2 separate regions of the Mus musculus genome follow, and region 2 is linked to region 1. A link is a loop called in an ENCODE intact Hi-C map of the cell type or tissue named here. Cell type or tissue: heart. All regions are shown on one strand. Links, peaks and the distances in the headings refer to the core of each region. The heading gives the core; the rest is flanking DNA. Region 1 holds the start of Sec63 (SEC63-like (S. cerevisiae)). Region 2 overlaps Snx3 (sorting nexin 3).

The links. A loop is a pair of places that touch in the nucleus more often than their neighbours do. Peaks named below come from ENCODE experiments on the same cell type or tissue, not always from the same donor. Only the 100,000 strongest peaks of a DNase experiment are listed, where the experiment ranks them.
Region 2: a loop joins it to region 1, with 2.4 times the contacts of the local background. A loop is called at or near these places in 2 of 42 quality-filtered maps.

What each region holds. Positions count from the first base shown.
Region 1 is chr10:42,755,648-42,765,758 of GRCm38, forward strand. Sec63 (SEC63-like (S. cerevisiae)) reads left to right here and starts at 5,849. Exons shown (of 21, transcript NM_153055.3): 1 at 5,849-6,241. The coding sequence starts at 6,118. In heart, for the core only: a CTCF peak has its summit at 4,797; DNase peaks (open chromatin) are centred at 4,864, 5,804, 6,534 and 6,624; H3K4me3 peaks cover 2,268 bases; H3K27ac peaks cover 2,005 bases.
Region 2 is chr10:42,503,974-42,514,084 of GRCm38, forward strand. All of the region lies in intron 1 of Snx3 (sorting nexin 3), which reads left to right. Among named protein-coding and RNA genes, the nearest start is that of Snx3, 7.0 kb to the left of the region's middle. In heart, for the core only: a CTCF peak has its summit at 6,384 (motif pointing right); no DNase peak of the experiment used is centred there.

The DNA.
Region 1 (10,111 bases), core at 2,563-7,562:
TTTTGGGATTGGCATTGAAAATGAAAAGTTTACCAAAACCTGTCTGTTTATACAAAAAATTTTTTGTATAAGTTTTTTTCTTTTATTGACTATTTTCTTTGTTTATATTTAAAATGTTATCCCCTTTCCAGGTCTTCCCTCTGGAAACCCTCTATCCCCTCTCCCTGCCTCTATGAGGGTGCTTCCTTGCCCACCCACCTACTCCTGCCTTCCTGCCCTGGCATTCCCCTACAGTGGGACATTGAGCCTTCACAGGATCAAGGGCCACTCTTCACAGTGATGTTCCACAAGGCCAGCTTCTGCCACATATGCAGCTGGAGCCCTGGGTTCCTCCATGTATATTCTTTGGTTGGTGGTCCAGTTTCCTGGAGCTCCACAGGGTTAGGCCAGCTGACACTGTTGCTCCCCCCATGAGACTACAACCCCCCTCAGTTCCTTCAGTCCCTTCTTCAACTCCTCCATCAGGGACCCCATGCTCAATCCAATGGTTGGCTGCAAGCATCCACCTCTGTACTTGTCAGGCTCTGGCAGAGCCTCTCAGAAAACAGCTATATCAGGCTTCTATCAGCAAGCACTTCCTGGCATCCACAATAACATCTGGGTTTGGTGACTGTATATGGGATGGATCTCCAGGTGGGACAGTCTCTGGATGGCCTTTCCTTCAGCTTCCACACTTTGTCTCTATATTTCCTCCTGTAAGTATTTTGTTCCCCCTTCTAAGAAGTACTGAAGCATCCACACTTTGGTCTTCCTTCTTCTTGAGCTTCATATGGTCCTTCCTTATCTTTTTTTGATAACTTTTGGTTGAAAGTTGATTCTATTTGATATTAGAATGGCTACTCCAGCTTGTTTCTTGGGACCATTTGCTTGAAAAATTGTTTTCCAGCCCTTTACTTTGAAGTAGTTTCTGTCTTTGATTTGACACTGAGGTGGGTTTCCTGTATGCAGCAAAATGCTGGGTCCTATTTAAGTATTATTGCTGTTATTTTTGTTATTAAAAGTGGAATTATGTTTGTGTGGATATCTTCTTTTGGGTTTCTTAAAAGATTACTTTCTTGCCTTTTTTAGGGTGTAGTTTCCCTCCTTGTGTTATCCTCTGTAGAGCTGGATTTGTGGAAAGATATTGCATAAATTTAGTTTTGTCATGGAATATCTTGGTTTCTCCATCTACGGTAATTGAGAGTTTTGCTGGGTATAATAGCCTGGGCTGGCATTTGTGTTTTCTTAGGGTCTGTATGACGTCTTCCCAGGATCTTGTAGCTTTCATAGTCTCTGGTGAGAAGTCTAGTGTAATTCTAATAGGTCTGCCTTTGTATGTTACTTGACCTTTTCCCCTTACTGCTTTTAATTTCTTTCTTTTGTGCATTTGGTGTTTTGACTTTTATACGATGGAAGGGATTTCTTTTCTGGTCCAATCTATTTTGAGTTCTGTAGGCTTCTTGTATGTTCATGGGCATCTCTTTCTTTAGGTTTGGGAAGTTTTCTTCTATAATTTTGTTGAAGATGTTTACTGGCCCTTTAAGTCGGGAATCTTCACTTTCTTCTATACTTACTATCTTTAGGTTTGGTCTTCTCATTGTGTCCTGGATTTTCTGGATGTTTTGGGTTTGGAGCTTTTTGCATTTTGCATTTTCTTTGACTGTCATGTCAATGTTTTCTATGATATCTTCTGCCCCTGAGATTTTCTCTTCTATCTCTTGTATTCTGTTGTTGATGCTTGCATCTATGACTCCTAATCTCTTTCCTAGATTTTCTATCTCCAGGGTTGTCTCCCTTCATGATTTCTTTATTGTTTCTATTTCCATTTTTAGATCCTGGATGGTTTTGTTCAATTCTGTCACCTGCTTGATTTTATTTTCCTGTAATTCTTTAAGGGATTTTTATGTTTCCTCTTTAAGGGCTTTTAGCTGTTTACCTGGGTTCTCCTGTATTTTTAAAAGGGAGTTATTTATGTCCTTCTTAAAGTCCTCTATCATCATCATTAGATGTGATTTTAAATCAGTGTCTTGCTTTTGAAGAAAGAAAAAGAAAATTGTTCTAGGTTTGCTCTTATATTTCTAACTTCAACATTCCTGGCCACCATGTATAAGCACAAGATATAACTGAGATGGAGAAACCGCAGCATTTGTGCATGTGTAGGAAAAACCCAGAGAGTATCTATAGGGTTTCCAAGCATCAGCTGGAAGGTTTGGAGCACATCATGATGAAGGGACTACTCTATTGGGATGTGGGTGTGGGTGTGGATGTGTGTGTGTGTGTGTGTGTGTGTGTGTGTGTGTGTGTGTGTGTGATAGAACTAACTGTACATACCTACTTAATAATTTGGTTTCTTCTAGTCTCTGCAGTTAACTTCACCACACAGAAATCTGAATAATGTCATTACAGCCACACAAACACTTTGGCATGCATAAATGAAAGTCAATTCCAGTAATACAACATCGACTTACCAATAAATGAAAGAGTCACTCTAAGGAAAAAGCAAATTATTAACAGAAGCCCAAAAATAAGCTTTCTGTACCTCTGTACCTGAGAGAAAATAAACTACCAAGAGGTTAAAATGAAAGTGATTCAATTTTGCTCTTGCAGACATATTCACAAATGATATTAAAATACATTTTAACATATGCTGAAATTAAGGACAATAAGTGTTTGTGGCTCATTTTCTTTCATATTCATTTACTATTATTAACAATTTCACTAAAATGATCTCTTAAAAGAAATAGTTTTGTAAGTTAATATCATCAGTAGAAGGACCTGCAGTCCCAGTGCTTATGAGGTAGAAAAAGGAGAGGCAGGAATTCATGGTCAGTCTCTCTCTCTCTCTCTCTCTCTCTCTCTCTCTCTCTCTCTCTGAGACAGGGTCTTACCATGTAGCTCTGGCTGTCCTGGAACTTGCTTTTAGATCAGACTGTCCTGAAACTCAGAGATCTACTAGCCTCCACCTCTGGAGTGTTGGGCTTAAAGGAGTGTGCTGGAGTTAAAGGCACATGCCACCATAACTGGCAGGAGTTATAATCGCTAATTTATTTTGCCATAAGTTTATGAAACAGATCTATTATCTTTGCAGAAATGCTGAGTTAAACATAAATGGAGTTATAAAAAAATCCAGTTCAATATCCTGAAAACATGCAAGGACTTGACAAGAGAGCCTACCCAAGGCAAAGGCTACCTGCTGCAGAGGAGCCAAGTCTGTGAGTGGTGCATGTTTTCAGTAAGGCTGTGTGTCAGCAAATAATGGGAGCAGAGCTCTCCAGTGGCAGCCCTCTTCCCCAGCAGCGTCAGGAGGTCCCCTAGAGTTTAGGGACCACCACTCAGGCTCAATTAGGACTCATGGGTTTGTTTTTCAAAAAGAATTCTGGAACTAAACTAAAGAAAGTGGAGGGTTGGTGTTTTTTTTCTTCTCTTTTCTTTTCTGTCAATTCTACTGGAACTGAGACTTAAGCGTGAGGTCAGGAGAAAGAGTGTTTGGAACTGCAGCTGGACAGAGAGCAAGGGCTTGGGGCCACTCAAAGACAGCCATGGCTGACTGTTTGATACAATAGTCATACGAGATTTTGATGGAGTTTGAAGTTACTATGTTTCCACAGGATGGTTCCTGGGCACATTTTGTGGCATTACAGTCAGTAGGAAAAGTCTGGTCCCCAGAGATGTTGGATAGATTTACTGTAAATAGTATTGTTTGTGATTTTTCTGGCAATGTCTGGGCAAAGGAATGAGAGCCTGCCTGGGTCATATATGTTCAGGCCGTAAGTTTGGGTTGTTGCTACTTTAACATGAAATATCTATGTCTGAAATGAATGTCAACTCTAGGTCAGCATCCTAGACAAAAATGTTGAGTTCTTGATTCTCACCTGCTGACAGGCTTTTTTTTTTTTTTTTTTTTTTTTTGATAGTTTCATTGTATAGCCCTGGCTGGCCTCAAATGCACAGAGATCTGCCTGCCTCTGCTACCTGAGTGCTGGCATTAAGTACTCTGGGATGAGGTCCCCTTTTCTGTCTTCAATCTCCCAAATTCCCTGTCTATCCTGCCTCAGGATGGCCCTAGTTCTGTTCTGATTTCATAGTCCAAGTTTCTTTTCCACTTCTAAGTTTCCCTCTTACAATAAAGTCCTTGGAAACTTTACGGGGGAGTGGGGGGGGGGGAACAAGGCAGAAAAATGTAGCAAAAGTGGCTTTCAGAAATGTGCTGTTAAATTGGAATTTGAAAGGGGAGACAGAATACTTGTGAACATAATCTAGTATAAGGGGAAGCATGACTCATTATGATAAATACTGGTTTTGAGACATTCAATGAAAGAGCTTGTGTAACCAGATTTCCTCTCAGACAATGGAAGGCATATTGAAAAGCCATGTAGTTAACTGACTAGTCTTGAAACAATCCTTAAACGCTGGTGCTGGTGTACAGCTTTATTCCCAGCACTCAGGAGGTAGAGGCAGGCTGATCTCTGTGAGTTCGAGGCCAACCCTGGCTAAAGAGTGAGTTCCGGGACAGCCAGGGCTACACAAAGAAACCCTGGCTCAAAAAGAAAAAAAAAAAAACACCCCCCCCAACAAAAAGCAAAGTAAACAAAACAACAACAAAACGGGCAGTTAAGAGCACTGAATGCTCTTCTGAAGGTCCTGAGTTCAAATCCCAGCAACCACATGATGGCTACAGTGTACTCATATACATAAAAATAAAAAATGAATCTTAAAAAAAAATACAGCAGAATGTTTGTACTTGCGCGGTAGCTTCTCTTTTTAAAGATATTGCACAGTTTCCTTTACTATTCACAGCGGTCCTGTGTAAAGTGCCCTGTGTCCTCTTGATCCACAGAGGGCAGTGCAGACACTGGGACCCACCCTGCTAAGGCCACCACTGGACTCTGGTGGGATCTTTGCAAGGTTAGAGGACTATCCTGCAGTTCAGCTGACTCCAGCTTGAGATTCGGTGGCCAGGAGCAGAGAGTGACTGCCTCTTCAGATTGCCCACAGGTTGCAGGGGAGTGCCAGCGGCTCTTTGGGGCGTCAGAGCGATCTGGGTTTGGATCCTCAAGCCCTGAGCAAACCCAAACCATTGAGCGTTACCTCTGGAAAATGTTTTGAGTCTGAATTTTCTCATCAATAGAGCATATATGACATTGGTTCTCAATATGTGGGTCCTGACCCTGTTAAGGGGGAGTTATCAAAAGACCGTTTTAGAGGGAGTATATATATCATGCACATCATATATTTACATTACAATTCGTAACAGTAGTAAAATTACAGTTATGAACTAGAAATGAAAATAATTTTACGGTTCGGGGTCACGACAACATGAGGGACTGTATTAAAGTGTGGCAGCATTAGGAAGGTTGAGAGCCACCGATCTATATTTTGCTTTATTTCATGTTTTACTGACAAATTGAAGACATGATCGCTTGGGTCACAGAAAGCATTAGTGAACTGGCAGCTCCAAATACCAAGGCTTTGGAACTCTGAGGAGTTCCTTGCTCCCTATTCTTTTCATTTATTTATTTTTCCTTGCTCCCTATTTTAATGGCACTTGTTTCCATGAGGTTCACGTGGAGGAAAAGTGAGAGGGATAGGAGAGAGTGGAGAGGTTTGGCAACCTCGCTTAGGTTGCAAAAGCTCAGGTCCCAATCGCACCTAGGACGCTCGCCTCTGCTCACTGCTTGGGGGACCCTGGCAAGAAAGCTCCTGGAATCCGGGAAGGGTGCTGGGAAGGAAAGCCTGGTAAGCAGGGGGCGGGACCCGGGGGCGGGCTTATGGAAAACAGAGGGCGTGGTCCGTGGCTCAGGGGCGGGGCCGCGGGCGGGGTCCAACAGAGTTTCTTTGCTGCGCGCGCCACGTCTCCCTCAGTGAGCGTGTGGAGGAGACGGCCGGGGAGGGAACAGCCGCGTGGGGCGGGAACTAGCTCCTCTCGCGAGAGTTGGCGACGGCCGCGGCGGCGGCGGCGGCGTGTCCGTGAGAGCGGCGTGGGGGCGGGGAGGAGAGCGGCGGCGGCGGCGGCGGCGGCGGCGGTAGCGGCGTCCGAGCTACGCCACACGGGGCCGGGGCGCTGGGAGCCGGGAGCCGGAGCGCAGCGCGGGGTCGTGGCGACGGCGGTGAGGGGAGCGCGGCGGAGGAGGCGGAGCCATGGCGGGCCAGCAGTTCCAGTACGATGACAGCGGGAACACCTTCTTCTACTTCCTCACCTCCTTCGTGGGGCTCATCGTGATCCCCGCCACCTACTACCTCTGGCCGCGAGACCAGAACGCGGGTGAGTCCCGTCGGCGGCCCGCTCTGGCGCGCTCGGGCGGACGCTCCGCTCCGCTCTTCTCCGCTCCGCTCCGGGCCGCGCCGTCCTGCCCGCCGGTGCTGCTCCGCGTCCCAGGGACGCCGCCTGGGCGGCGGGGCCTGAGGGCCGCTGTCCACGGGGCCGGAGCTCGGCGGCGATTTCCGGGGCTGTCCGCCCGCCTGCGTGGTCCGCGGGAGTTTGGCGGGGATCCGATCCGCATTGTTCTGGACGCCCCTCGCCTGCCGCCTCTTTGTCTCCCCAGCCTCGGCTTTGTTGGGTGTTCTTTCTGGAGGGAGCGGGCTGGGCTGGGACGGGGGGCGAGAGAAGAGTTGGCCGAGGGGGAATAAGAGCGTGTGGGCACAACTCCGCATCCTTCGCTCCCGTCACCCTTTCTCCCTCTTGTCCCGGTGTCCCCGCTGCAGCTGTTGGTACAGATGTTTGGGGGCACCCCTAAGCTGGGTGTCATGTTTGGGACTTCCAAGTGAGCTCACCAGCAGCCCACCCCGTCACTTCCTCCGGTTGCTTTTTTCATTTGTTCAATCACATCGTGGGGGTTGGAGAGCGCTGCCGTTATTCCTTTTATAAAAGCACAAATAGGATTTTCTCCGTTTCCTTTCCTCTGGAGTTTCCTGTTTACAACGGAAAAGTGCAGGCATGAAGGATTAAGCGGGATTCGTTGATGGAAGGAGGTAGTTGGTGGGGTCGCAAGCTCCTTTGCTTTTAGTTCTCGAGTCTTTCCACATTAAAGGTCGCGTCAGAACGCAACCCAGTGCAGTTTCCGGGGATGTTAGGTTTAAGATTGTAATGTTGGATTCTGTGTTGCACTTTACTAAGACATATGGCACCGGTTATTCTTAAAGCTGATGGCACTTACAGCAAGCGCCTAATGGGTTATTTCTGGTGGTGGTAACCATAATTAGTAGGTTTCGAGTATAACAGCGGCTCTGGGGGAGAGCGTTCTGTGTCTGCTAAGTTGCTTTTAGGTTGGGTGTGGTGATGATCTAAGTTGTCTAGGTTGTGCACTGCAGCTTGGGAAGAATTGTTAGCAGTGAAGCTCAGGACTTGTTACACTTTGAAGAGAGAGTTCAATGTCCTATAAAATTATCTAGTTTCATAATAGAACTCAAGTAAATTTAAGATAAAGAGCAAGCAACACTTGCATCTCTTTTGTACATTTCACAATAAGCGGAGTAGCAACAATTTACCCAAAGTTACTAGCCTCCGTCGTTTCTCATTCTGGGTTGCTTTATGAAATTTTCACTTCGGACTCTTGAGTTCTGTGTTTCCAAGTTTGTTTAGATATATATATATATATTTTTAAATCAGTGGCTGTATGTACTTTTGGTGTCATAATACAGAAAATGTTTTTTTTTTTTCCTTGACTGCTCGCCCACTTAAGCCAATTTTTTCAGTATTTTAAGTTAAATGCCCAGTGTGATGGCTCACAAATATTATTCCAGGCCTTTGAGAGGTGGAGGCAGGATGATTAATAAGAGTTCAAGGCCACTGACATAGGCTGCATAGTGAGTTCAAAGTCAGTCTGGCAACCTGAGAGATGTCCTCTCAGAAATAGGCCGGCAAGATGGCCCAGCAGGTAAAGGGCCCTGGCGCTTACCTGGCAACTTGATTCAGCTCCTTGGAACTACAGGTTGAAAGGAAAAACTGACTCTTAAGTAGTCCTCTGACGACCTCAGAGGACTACATCCACTCCCATACTTAGTGATTAAATAAAAAGAAAAAAAGAAACAAAAGCAACAAGGAGGGAGGGCCCACTTTTCAGTAGTCATTTGTTCACTGCTTTTAGAAGATAAAGGGGTGTTGGGATGGTGGGTTGAATATAAGGTCTTCTTTAAAAGGTGGTGAGGAACTTGGTATGGGACGGCACATTTCTTTAATCTCAGTACTTGGGAGACACAGGCAGGCAAAACTGAGTTTAGAGTCTTTGCCATATTTGATATGGCAACTGAACTTATTTTGTGAACATTATTAGTGGAATCTTTTTGTCTTGGTTTTAATGTTTTGAGTGGGGCTAAGTATACTTAATTCATACTCCTTTTAATAGCAAAAGGTCCTCTGGGCTCTTTGCATATTGGCTGATAAACTGGATCTATAGAATGACATGAAGGGTATAGATTTCCTTATAAGAGTGATTCTCAGGAGAGGCTACACGGTAAAGGAACTCAGGAACTCAGGGAGCTCGTATGTATATACGGTACTTTCCGTACTTTGTAACAAAAGGTCTAAATTGTAACTAAACTTGAGAGGGCTGCCCTGAGAACTTTCTTGGAATTGGCTTTTGCTGGAGTTAGTTGGGTAGTACATTTGTTTTGGTGTGAGCTTTTTGCTAAAAAACAAAACAAACAACCCCCCCCAACCAAACTACCCCTCCCAAACCAAAACCAACAGAAAACCAGAAATTAGGACCAGAGAGTTGGCTTAGTGGGTTAAAAGCATTTCCCCTATAAACCTGACCATCTGAGTTTGATCCTGGACCCTTTTGGGAGAACCAAAACTAGAAACTTGTCCTCTAACCTCACACATAGATACTGGTCTACATGGATATTACCATCATAGAATAAAAACAAGAATTAATGCCCTAACCTTTTTGATTTCCATAGCTTAAAGAATCACTTATAGAGCAGTGCTTAAAGCTCTGGTAGTTGAAAGTAATACTTTGTGTCAAGACAACTCAGATTTTGATTTTGATTTATGTGTATGAGTGTTTTGCCTACTTGTCTGTAGGTGTACCATGTGAGTGCCTGGTGCCTGAGGAGACAGAAGATGGTATCAGATCCTCAGGAAGTCAAGATAGAGTTATGTATGGTTGTGAGCCACTCTGTGGGTGCTGGAAACAGAGTCCCAGGTCCTCTGTGGGAGCAGAAAGTGCTCCCTAATTTATAAACCATCTCTCCATTCCCAAAGACAAGTTTAAATGCAGTTTATAAGCAGTATATTGTAGTTATCCATTCATAGATTCCAAAGTAGTTACTGTGATCTGAGTCTTTAGTATTTTAGACATTCTTAAAATTCTGAAATAGTTGCAGTTCCCTCAGCCACTTCCTACACATATACAGTTCCCACCAATACTGTACTGTGACTTTGTATGTGCATTGCCATTTTATTCTTTCTGTAAGCCTACATTTCTGGTTTGATTTAGTTTGGCCTCCCAAATGCTGTGATCAAAGGCATGTGCCACCACCTATGCACAGCCTATTTATTTATACCTTAAAAAATAACGTTTGAATGGTGTGTGTGTGTGGGGGAGTGTGTGTGGTGGGGGAAGGGTAGTACGAATATGTGAGGGTGCGTTCCTGTGGAGTCCAGTACAAGGTTTCAGATTCCCCTACAGCAGGAATTATCTACCAGGTAGTGGTGACCTGTCTGGTATGGGTGATAGGAACCAAACAGAGATTTTCTGGAAAAGTGAGCACAAATGCTCTTTTTTGTTTTGTTTTTGTTTGTTTGTTTGTTTGTTTTGAGGTAGGATTTCTTTGTGTAGTCCTTGCTGTCCTAGAACTTAATTTATAGGCCAGGCTACAAACTTTGCAGAAATCTGCCTACTAGTCTAATGAGCACTGGGGTTAAAGGTGTGTGCCACCACCACCCAGCCTGGGTGCAAATACTCTTAATCTGTGTGTGCCATCTTTCAGATGTCTGTTTAGTTTCAGATTCCCTGACCTTTTTCAAAACTGCCTGATTTTGAAACCTGGCCTGGCAGGTTACTGTGTGGATTTTGTATTTCAGCATGGTCCTCTGTAAATTAGGGATAGAGAAGTCTCTTTTTATAGAGTTAGAATGGAGATTAAACTGGGCTTTATGGTAAGTGTTGAGAACAGTGTTTGACGTGCAGTG
Region 2 (10,111 bases), core at 3,329-8,328, 250 kb before region 1:
TTCAGGCTACTCATTGAACTGTATAGATGTGTAAAACATGAGCCAAATTAGTATCTTGTTTTCTGAAGATTGCAAAATTCAGGCTTCCGTGGACCTAGGGAAATAAATTCTTACCCAAGCCTGTTTTAAAGGGGGATAATTTTCGGTGCTAGGGTGACAGCTCAGTGCTCAAGAACACTTAATTGATTTGGATTTGAGTTCAGTTCCCTGCACCCACATAACGTGGCTCACACACCTCTCACTGCAGGTTCAGGAGTTCCAATGCCCTCTTCTGGTCCCTTTGAGCACCTTCAGACACGTGGCACATAGACATTCATACTTTAAAAAAAAAAAAAACCTAATAAAATTTTTAAAAGGTGATTTTTTTTTTTCTTTTTAGCTTTGGGGATGATTTTTGTCATTAATATATGGCCTGTCACAAAAAAGAACTTCCTCTTTTGCCTTTATTCACCAGCATGTTTTTCCCTGTGTTAGCATGAAACTTGGTATTCCTGTTTCTGAACTTCCATGGCTACTGCTTCCTGTCCCAGTTGAGTTGGATCCGCCCTCACTTCCTCCACATAAGGAGAGTCAGTGCTTATCTTGCTGAGTAGTCGTTAAGGGATCCTAGTAGATGACTCTTTCCTAAAATACTCGAGCCTTTATTTCCAAAGAGTGAATATGACATTGGGATATAACTATGAACGAACGGCCTGGCTCCGGACGTAGAAAACAGTCCTTTTTAAGAGTGATTAGTGAGTTAGATAATTAAATAAACTGTATACTTACTCTGCTTTATTTTTTCTTGTTTCTTTTTTTTTCTTTTCTTTTTGGTTTTTCGAGACAGGGTTTCTCTGTGTAGCCCTGACTGTCCTTGAACTCACTCTGTAGACCAGGCTGGCCTCGAACTCAGAAATCCACCTGCCTCTGCCTCCCGAGTGCTGGGATTAAAGGTGTGTGCCACCACGCCCGGCTTATTTTTTATTATGAGGCAGTTGGTTGTATGTTAGTGAGTGTTGTATGTTAATTAGAAGTATGGTACCCAACAATAAAACATTGTTTTCTTTTTCTCTTCTTTCTTTTTTTCTTTCTTTCTTTTTCTTTCTTTCTTTTTTCTTTTTTTCTTTTCTTTTTTTTTTTTTTTTTTTTTTGTGTGTGTGTGGCTGGAGAGACAGCCATGGGTGCTGGGAACTAAACTCTTATATTTTTGGTTCTAAGCCTAGACTTTAATGGCTGAGCCATCTCTCCAGCCTCCAACAATAAAACATAATTGAGGTTCTAATGCTTAGAAAATGTTGGAGTTATTCTTAGTATATAATGTATTGACTGAGAGAAAACTCAGGACACCATGTAGTAAGACACTAGGCTTTACTTAAGCAGCATACGATATTTGTGAGTAATGATGATCTTGTATGAAGGTAGGATGGGTTGTAGCTCATGCCTTTAATCCCAGTACTTGAGTGGCAGAGGCAGGCAGGCTGGTCTGTGTAGTTCCAGGATAGGAGGGAAGGTAGAACAAATTTTGTTTATTGCTATTCTAAACTGTTGATACTCTCCCTCATTTCCACTGCTTGCCTTTCGCCATTGTATTTACCATGGAGGAAGCCATTTTATTTTTCAGAGTTTGGGCCTTTAAACTATCTTACAGTTAAACTCTAATTCTAGCCTTGAGAAAATGTTCAGTTTTATAGGGACTGATTGAAATTGCTCCAATTCACAGGGTAATTTCATCTAGATGGTGGCACTTTAGAATACAAGTTTCCCAATCTCCATTTATCTTTTCTCTTTGAGAACAGTGTTTAAGACTATTAGGATCTCTTGATTAGTATCTCTGGGCTTCTGAAAATAATTGGCACAGTGTTACTGTTTTTTTAAATTGTCGTAATGGGTAGGTACAGCAGCGAGCACTGTAAATGATTAAAGGTCTGGGAAAGTGTAGGGTCCAGATTATTCGGCATATTAAAGAGACGGCTGGAAAGGAAACTCAGCCACTGCTCAAATGAAGTTTGTTAATAGTTTGGGGATTTTTTTCAATAATTTAGACTCTACTATTGTACCTGGAGAAAATTGAGATTCCTTCTTGAGGTTTTAGCTAGCCTTGGATTAAAAAATAAATACCATTTCCTAGTAGAATGAGGTACCAAAAATTAAGGTTCTACTTCCCTTTCCATGAAGGAAGCCCTTGGTAGTCACACCTGCCTTCCAGTGACTGACACCCAATACTCACACCAAGTCTGGCCCCTTTTAAATATAAATACCTACTAAATGAAAGGTCAGCAGGCAACTACATTTTTGAGTGTTAACTTGAAGTTGATACTAAAATGGATTGCCTTATTATCAGAAACACACTTGGCATGAACGTCTATCTTCTTTGAGACAAGTCTGATACAAAAAGAAGCCATCTTGTTTTGTACCTAACTAAATAGCTATTTGAAATTGACATTAAAGTTTAAAGCTTAATACCAACATTGATCGTCTTAACAAGTGAGGTGCTCGATAGAAGTAGCAAAATGGCTGGGTATCCTAGCACTTAGGAGGCAGAGGCTAGCCTGGTCAACTTAGGGCGTTTCAGGCCAACCAGGACTACATAGGGAGACCTTGTCTCGAGTAGCAGCTTGATAACATTCACCATTCTAAAGACGTCTAGGTTTTTCTTTGCGCTCAGTCTTCTGATATTAAATTTGGAAGTATTTTATTAAAGGGTCAGAATAGTATGTATGTATGTATGTATGTATTTATGTATTTATGTATGTATATATTCATTTATTTATATTGTGATTTTTAAGTCAGTGTTGCCCTTCAACTCACTCTAGCTTTTTATTCCTGTTCCTTTTGCCTACATTTCAGAAGTTACTATATCACAGGCCTGCACCACCATGCCTGGCCAAAGTCTGGGTTTCTGTTTTTGTTTTTGTTTTTGTTTTTTTTGGGGGGGGTTGTTTTTGTTTTTGACAGTATCTCATTTAACTCTGACTGGCTTTGAGCTCACAGAGACCCATTTGCCTCTATCTCCAAGGCATGGGATTGAAGGCATGTGTCACTGTACCCAACTGAAAACCAGATCCTTTTAAAAATACATTTATTCTATCTGTATGCATGCCTGTGCTTCACAGTCATTCTGGGTGCCTTCAGGGGTCAGAAGATGTTAGGTCTCCTGGAGCTGGAGTTAAGATGTTTGTAAAGCATTGTGTGGGTGCTGGGAATTGAACCCAGGTTCTCCGCAAAAGCAGCAATTGCTCTAAACTCCTGAGCCCAAATCAGGTCATCTTGATGCCAGAGGGCAGTTGTCCAATCTTCATAGTTCTTTCAGTTACTCAGCTAGCCATGGATTTGGGGTGTTTTGTTTTTCTTTCTTTTTTGAGACAGGGTCTTTCTATGTAGTCTTAGCTGGCCTTGAACTCAGAAATCCTCCTGCCTCTGTCTCCTGAGTGCTGAGAATAAAGGGGTGTACTACCACACACAGCTGAAAGATGTTCTAATTACACATTTGAGATCGGTTGTAATTGACTTTTGAAGATTATTTTTTTAGAATTAGTTTTTATGTGTGTGAATGTTCTGCCTATATGTGCATGTGTACCTTGCAAGCCTGGTGGTGCCACAGAAGCCAGAAGAGAGCAATGGATCTCCTAGAACAAGTGCTCTTACCCACTGAACCATCTCTCCAGGCCTGTGATTGCTTTTTCTGGATCTCCACCAAGTGGAGTCACTCGTTGATGGCAGAAGGTTGTGTTCTAACTTAACACCAGCCTTAAAAGAATCTCATAGGGGCTGGAGAGATGGCTCAGTGGGTAAGAGCACTGACTGTTCTTCCAAAGGTCCTGAGTTCAATTCCCAGCAACGACATGGTGGCTCACAACCATCTACAATGTGATCTGATGCTCTCTTCTAGTGTGTCAGAAGACTACAGTGTACTCATACACATTAAATAAACAAATAAATAAACCTGGGGGGGGGGAGAGAAAATATTATAAAGGCAGTGGCAACTGAAAAAAAGCCCTGTTCGGATTTCTGAGTTTGAGGACAGCCAGGGCTACACAGAGAAACCCTGTCTCGGGGGAAAAAAAAAAGCCCTGCTGTCTTCTATTAGATGATTAGAAACTCAGATCTATATTCAGCTTAAAAGAGTCGGAAACAAAGGCACAAAGCTTTTCTCCTCCCCAAAGGAAGTAGTTTGCTTAATGCACAAGAGCTACTGTAAGTCTTTGGTACAGGCTGCAATTGTTTTTTTATTTAAAAAATACATTAAACTTGTTATATCTACACCCTAATTTTGGTGTATTCAGATGTTTTAACCCTTGGAAGGGCGTTCCAGTGTTGCCATGCTTGAGATGTAGAAGTTGACGTCAGCAGGTAAGGTGTGCCTGAAAACCAGCTGAGAAGATGGTCAGAGTCTGTTGTGAAGAGGTGACCAGGAGAGCGTTGGTCTAATGCTGTGAGGGGAGGAATTTCTCCCTTGATAGCTGTTCTATGGGGCCACAGCAGAGCTCCACTTAAGATGAAAGTGCACTTCACTCAGGACTGGGATGTACTTCCTCTCCGCTCTCATGACTTATCCCATAGCACTCAGGTTGAATGTCCCCTTTGTAGAGATTTTGCTGACCCTGCCTCACTAGACTAGCTTTACTTCCTGTGTGCCCTAGTTGCCCTGTTTCTTGTTGGTGGCTGTCTGTGATTCCTGGATCTCACTAGAAGTTCCTAAAAGATGAAGACTGTCATACACACCCTCGTCCCACACCATACACTGCTCAGCACAAAGTGGACACCTAGATTCACACCTGTTCAGGACATTAGCTTGCTGAAGGTCCTAACTCTTAGTGGTAAAGCTGGGATTTAAATCTGATAGAGTGTATACCTGTTCTACCAACCTCATACATCCATGGCATGTGGCGAGCTTTTGAGTCCCATTAGAGATGCTCTTAACTAGATAGATAAGGCTTGGGCATTGGTACTTTAACAAGTATCCCAGCAAGGCACTTTTGACACCTAATTAGGAATTTTCTCACTGTGTACTATGTGGTCTCCCTGGGAAATACAGGCAGTAGGGAAGACTGAGAAAAACAGAGCTATACTTGTTAGTAGCCTTGATGGGATTGGAAGGGTTCTAAAATAGTTATAATAAATACAAATATATCAGATCCTGTGAAAACAACTATGGATAATTTTCAAAGATAGAAAATGTGTTTTGGGGGCTGGTGAGATGGCTCGGCGAGTAAGAGCACTGACTGCTCTTTCAAAGGCCCTGAGTTCAAATCCTAGCAACCACATGGTGGCTCACAACCATCCATAACAAAAATCTGATGCCCTCTTCTGGAGTGTCTGAAGACAGCTACAGTGTACACACATATAATAAATAAATCTTTAAAAAGAAAATGTGTTTTGGCTGGGTAGTGGTGGCACACAACTTTAATCCTAGCACTTGGGAGGCAAAGGCAGGTGGATTTCTGAGTTTGAGGCCAGCCTGGTCTACAGAGTGAATTCCAGGACAGCCAGGGCTACACAGAGAAACCCTGTCTTGAAAGACAAACAAACAAACAAATGTGTTTTGAAGGAGAGGCAGTTTAATAGGTTAAAAACTGTCAGCTTCTATGGCTTGGTATTTGAAAAGGAGAGACCTAGACTGTACACACCTATGTCTGGTGGGTTTACCTTTAAGCGTATCTATTTTGAAGCCAGAAATCAAGAAAAGACGAATACATGTTTAAGAAAAAAAAAATCTTAGGTTTGAGTAGTTTCTGGGGGCTAGTTCCTTACTAACTGCTCAAAACATTGAGTTTAATAAATCATGGTAGCTCACACCTGCGGTCCCAGCACTTGGAGGCTGGAAGGGAGGATTGATAGGAGTTTGAGGCCAGTTTGGGCTACACAGTGAACTTCAGGCAAAAATAAAAGTTTTTTACAATTAGCCAATAAGTGAACACTTATAAACTATTGCGTGACAGATTCTGTATTGGTTAGGTGCTTGCCTACAAGATGAGGAGCCCTGAGACCTGGGCATATTGGCACACACTTTTATTCCAGCATAGTGACCTGAGATAGCCCTCCAGCAGCCCTGTAAAAAATTAGTTGTGATGGCAAGGGGAGGTGAACATGGAAGAAGCCTAGAACTTGTAGCCAGCCAGCCCAGCCTAATCTCAAAGTCCTGGTGAGAGACTCCTATCTCCAACGTGGGTGGATCCTGAGGAAAAGTACGAAAGATTGACCTCTGGCCTCCACCTGCACTTGGATGCACACACACACTCTGTGTGTCTGTCTCTGTGTGTGTGGGGGGGGGTGGGTGGTAGATTGAAGATGGGGAGAGGGAAAGAGGTAAGTTCAATTCTAGCTTGGTGCACACAGTGAAAATGTGCAGGATGTGTGGTGAGAACCCAAATCTGGCCAGGAGTATGGGTACAGAAGATGGGCCAGTAGAGGGAGCACCTATGTTTTCTGTACTTGACCTGCCTGGGTCGTAGAATACTGATACTGGATTCCGACTACTTGATTCCCCAGGACTCCTTGTTAGCGTCTGACTGAAACATTTCTCTACCCTCTTTCGCGGCTCCATAGACCCTTTTCTACTTTCATGTCTCCCCACATACATGAATAAGTTTTCAACTATACATATGAGAGAATGTATTTTTGTCTTTCTGAACCCAGAAATAATTCCATTTCCATCTATTTTCCTGCAATGTCACAGTTTCAATCTTTTTTTTTTTTTTTTTGTCCTGAGACAGGGTTTCTCTGTGTAGCCCTGGCTGTCCTGGAACTCACTCTGTAGACCAGGCTGGCCTCAAACTCAGAAATCCGCCTGCCTCTGCCTCCCAAGTGCTGGGATTAAAGGCATGTGCCACCACTGCCTGGCTGTTCATCTGTTAATGGACACCAAGGCTGGTTCTGCACACTGGCAGTTGTGTATAGTACAGCAGTAAACAAGGACGTACAGCTGCCTCTGGTTTGCTGACACAGAATCCTTAGACCTAAAGAGTGGTCGTAAATTATAGCTGGGTCATATAATCAATGAACCTTCATACTACTGGTGTCTATGTTCTAACTAACACCCACACAACTCTCCCAATTTACCTTTTTAAAGAAAAATGATAGCCATTCTGACTGGGGTGAGCTAAAGTGTTTTTGTGGTTGTTTTATTTTGTTTTTGGAATCTGAGGGTATTGGTGCACATATCTATGGTTTACCTGTGGGTTTCAGAAGATAACTTTTTTCTTTTTTTTTAAGATGTATTTATTTCATGTATGTGTGTCCACTGTAGCTGTCTTCAGACACACAGAAAGAGGATCTCATATCCCATTACAGATGGTTGTGAGCCATCAGGTGGTTGCTGGGAATTGAACTAAGGACCTCTAGAAGAACAGTCAGTGCTCTTAACCGCTGAGCCATCTTTCCAGCCCTCTGAAAGATAACTTACGGGAGTCTGTTCTCTGCAACGTTTGGGTCCTGGCGGGCTGTAGAGAAGTTGTCAAGTGTAGTGACAAGTGCTTTTACCAGCTAAGCCATCTGCCTGGCCCTTGAGATAGCATCAGTATTCTGATGGCCAAGGATGTTGAACACTTCTGTTACTTCTAAATGTTTTTTTAGCACTGTACGGCAAACCACCCTCAAACTGCTGGTTTATAACAATTTATTCCCACTCATTATTACCTTTGTGGTACCTCTGGCACTTACATGACTGTTAGCCAAATGACTGATATGTTTGGCATTTGATACTGTCACTTGCTACACAGACATAAGGACCTAAGTTCTTATCTCCACCAGCTACCAAAAAGCTGGGTGTGGTGGGCAGTGTCTTTAACCTCAAAACTGAGAGGCAAAGGTTGGCAATACTCTATGGGCTCATTGGGTATTGACTAAAATGATAAGCTCTGGATTCAGTGAGAAAACCCTGTTTTAAATAAGAAGATAGAAAACTGACTTAAGAGGGCTGAGACATGGCTCAGTGATTAAGAACACTGGCTGCTCTTCCACGGGACTTGAGTCTCAGCACCCATGTGATGGCTCACAGTTATCTATAATTCCAGTTCCAGTGGGTTTGATGCTCTCTTCTGGTCTCCCCAGGCATCAGGCACACAGTGATATACAGAAATGCATACATATAAAATACTCATACACATAATATAATTTTTAAAATTTAAGTGATTGAAAAACACATCCTAATGTCAATTCCTGGCTTTCAGGCTTGGCCACACAGCAAGCACAACTTGTACATGCGTATACACTTGGAGAGCACACATGTCAGAAAGAAAAGAAAAAGCTGAATGTCCCTCCCCCCTCTGCCTGGCTCTGAATGTCTTTCTTGATAATAAGTAAATGGTTATAAAGAGAAGAAGTATAAATTTCCCGAAGACAACTCACTTAGGCTAAGTGAGCTAGGTATAGCAGCACATGCTTGTAACCCTGACGCTGCTGAAGGCTGCTGGTCTGGGTTCTTGGTCCAAGGACAGTCCAAGCAACAGGTGAACATCCCCATCTTAAAAACAAATAGGAAAGAAAAGAAGCCGGGCGTGGTGGCACACGCCTTTAATCTCAGCACTTGGGAGGCAGAGGCAGGCGGATTTCTGAGTTCGAGGCCAGCCTGGTCTACAAAGTGAGTTCGAGGACAGCCAGGGCTACACAGAGAAACCCTGTCTCAAAAAAAAAAAAAAAAACAAAAAACCAAAAAGGAAAAATGAGAGGATTATATAATGCTATAGCATTTATTTACTGGGGTTGGGATTGTATGCATGTATATGTACCCAATACACAAGTGCCTGTGTGGCCCGTTAGCTCCACAGGGTGGCATCAAGAGATGGTAGTAGGGCTTTGCCCCTATGTTTTGGGACAGGGTCATTGAGGCTCATACCTTGGTTAGACGGGCTAGTCAACAAGTCCCTGAGATCCTCCTGTCTCAACCTTTGGATGCTGGGACTATAGACACATACCACACTACCCTTTTCTGGGTATCCAAACTCTTGAGTTTCTTGAGTTTGTGTGGCAAAACTGACGCTCCGAACCTTCCATCTCCCCTTCATACACTTTCTTTTTCTGATGTACATACACAACACAATCTTTAACTGTGACATAATTTCAAGCTTTATTGTCAGGCTTTTGACCCACCAGAATTCTAAGCAAGATTCTAGAAGTATCATATTTTTTGCATGCATTAGGAGAAAAGTCCTTTTACATCTTGTGGCTCTTAAGTATCGAAGTACAAAACATACCTAAAGTTTTTTTAAGCTAAAATGTAACTGCACTATTTTCCTGAACTTTAGGTAGACTGTAGGATAATAAGAGCAATGTTTTTTTCATAAGACTATGTGAAGGCTGGGTGTATAAAAGGTACTTGCCCCCTGCAAGTATTGACACTCCAAGTTCAGTCTGAAAGTTAAAACTGAAAAGAGAACCAAATTCCCCTAAATTGTTTTTTTTTTTTGAGTACATATGCATACAGCATACATACATACAAAGAGGTTTTTTGTTTTTTTTTTTAAAGAATTATTTTATGTATGTGAGTACACTGTAGCTGTCTTCAGACACACCAGAAGAGGGCATCAGATTCCATTACATATGGTTGTGAGCCACCATGTGGTTGCTGGGATTTGAACTCAGGACCTTCGCAAGAGCAGTTGGTGCTCTTAACCGCTGAGCCATCTCTCCAGCCCTGTTTTTTTTTTAAAGACTTATTTATTATTATATGTAAGTACACTATATCTATCTTTAGACACACCAGAAGAGGGCGTCAGATCTCATTACAGATGGTTGTGAGCCACCACGTAGTTGCTGGGATTTGAACTCCGGACCTTCGGATGAGCAGTTTGTGCTCTTACCCACTGAGCCATCTCACCAGCCCACAAAGAGGTTTTTTGTTTTTGTTTTCAAGATAGGATGTATTTTTTTTTTTAATGTAGGCTTGGCTATCTTAGACCAGGCTGATCTCAAACTCAAACTGCCTGTCTCTGCTTCCCAAGTGCTGAGGTTAAAGGTGGTTACCACCATGCCCACCCAGCTTGAGAATTATTTGATGTCCATACCATGTCAGTGGTATACACTTGTGATCCCTGTACTGGGTAGAGACAGGAGATTCAGTAGTTGATGTCTATTTTTTTGTTAACATCCTGCTCTACGTGATGAGTACCAGCCTATGCAGAGAGACCATGGCTAA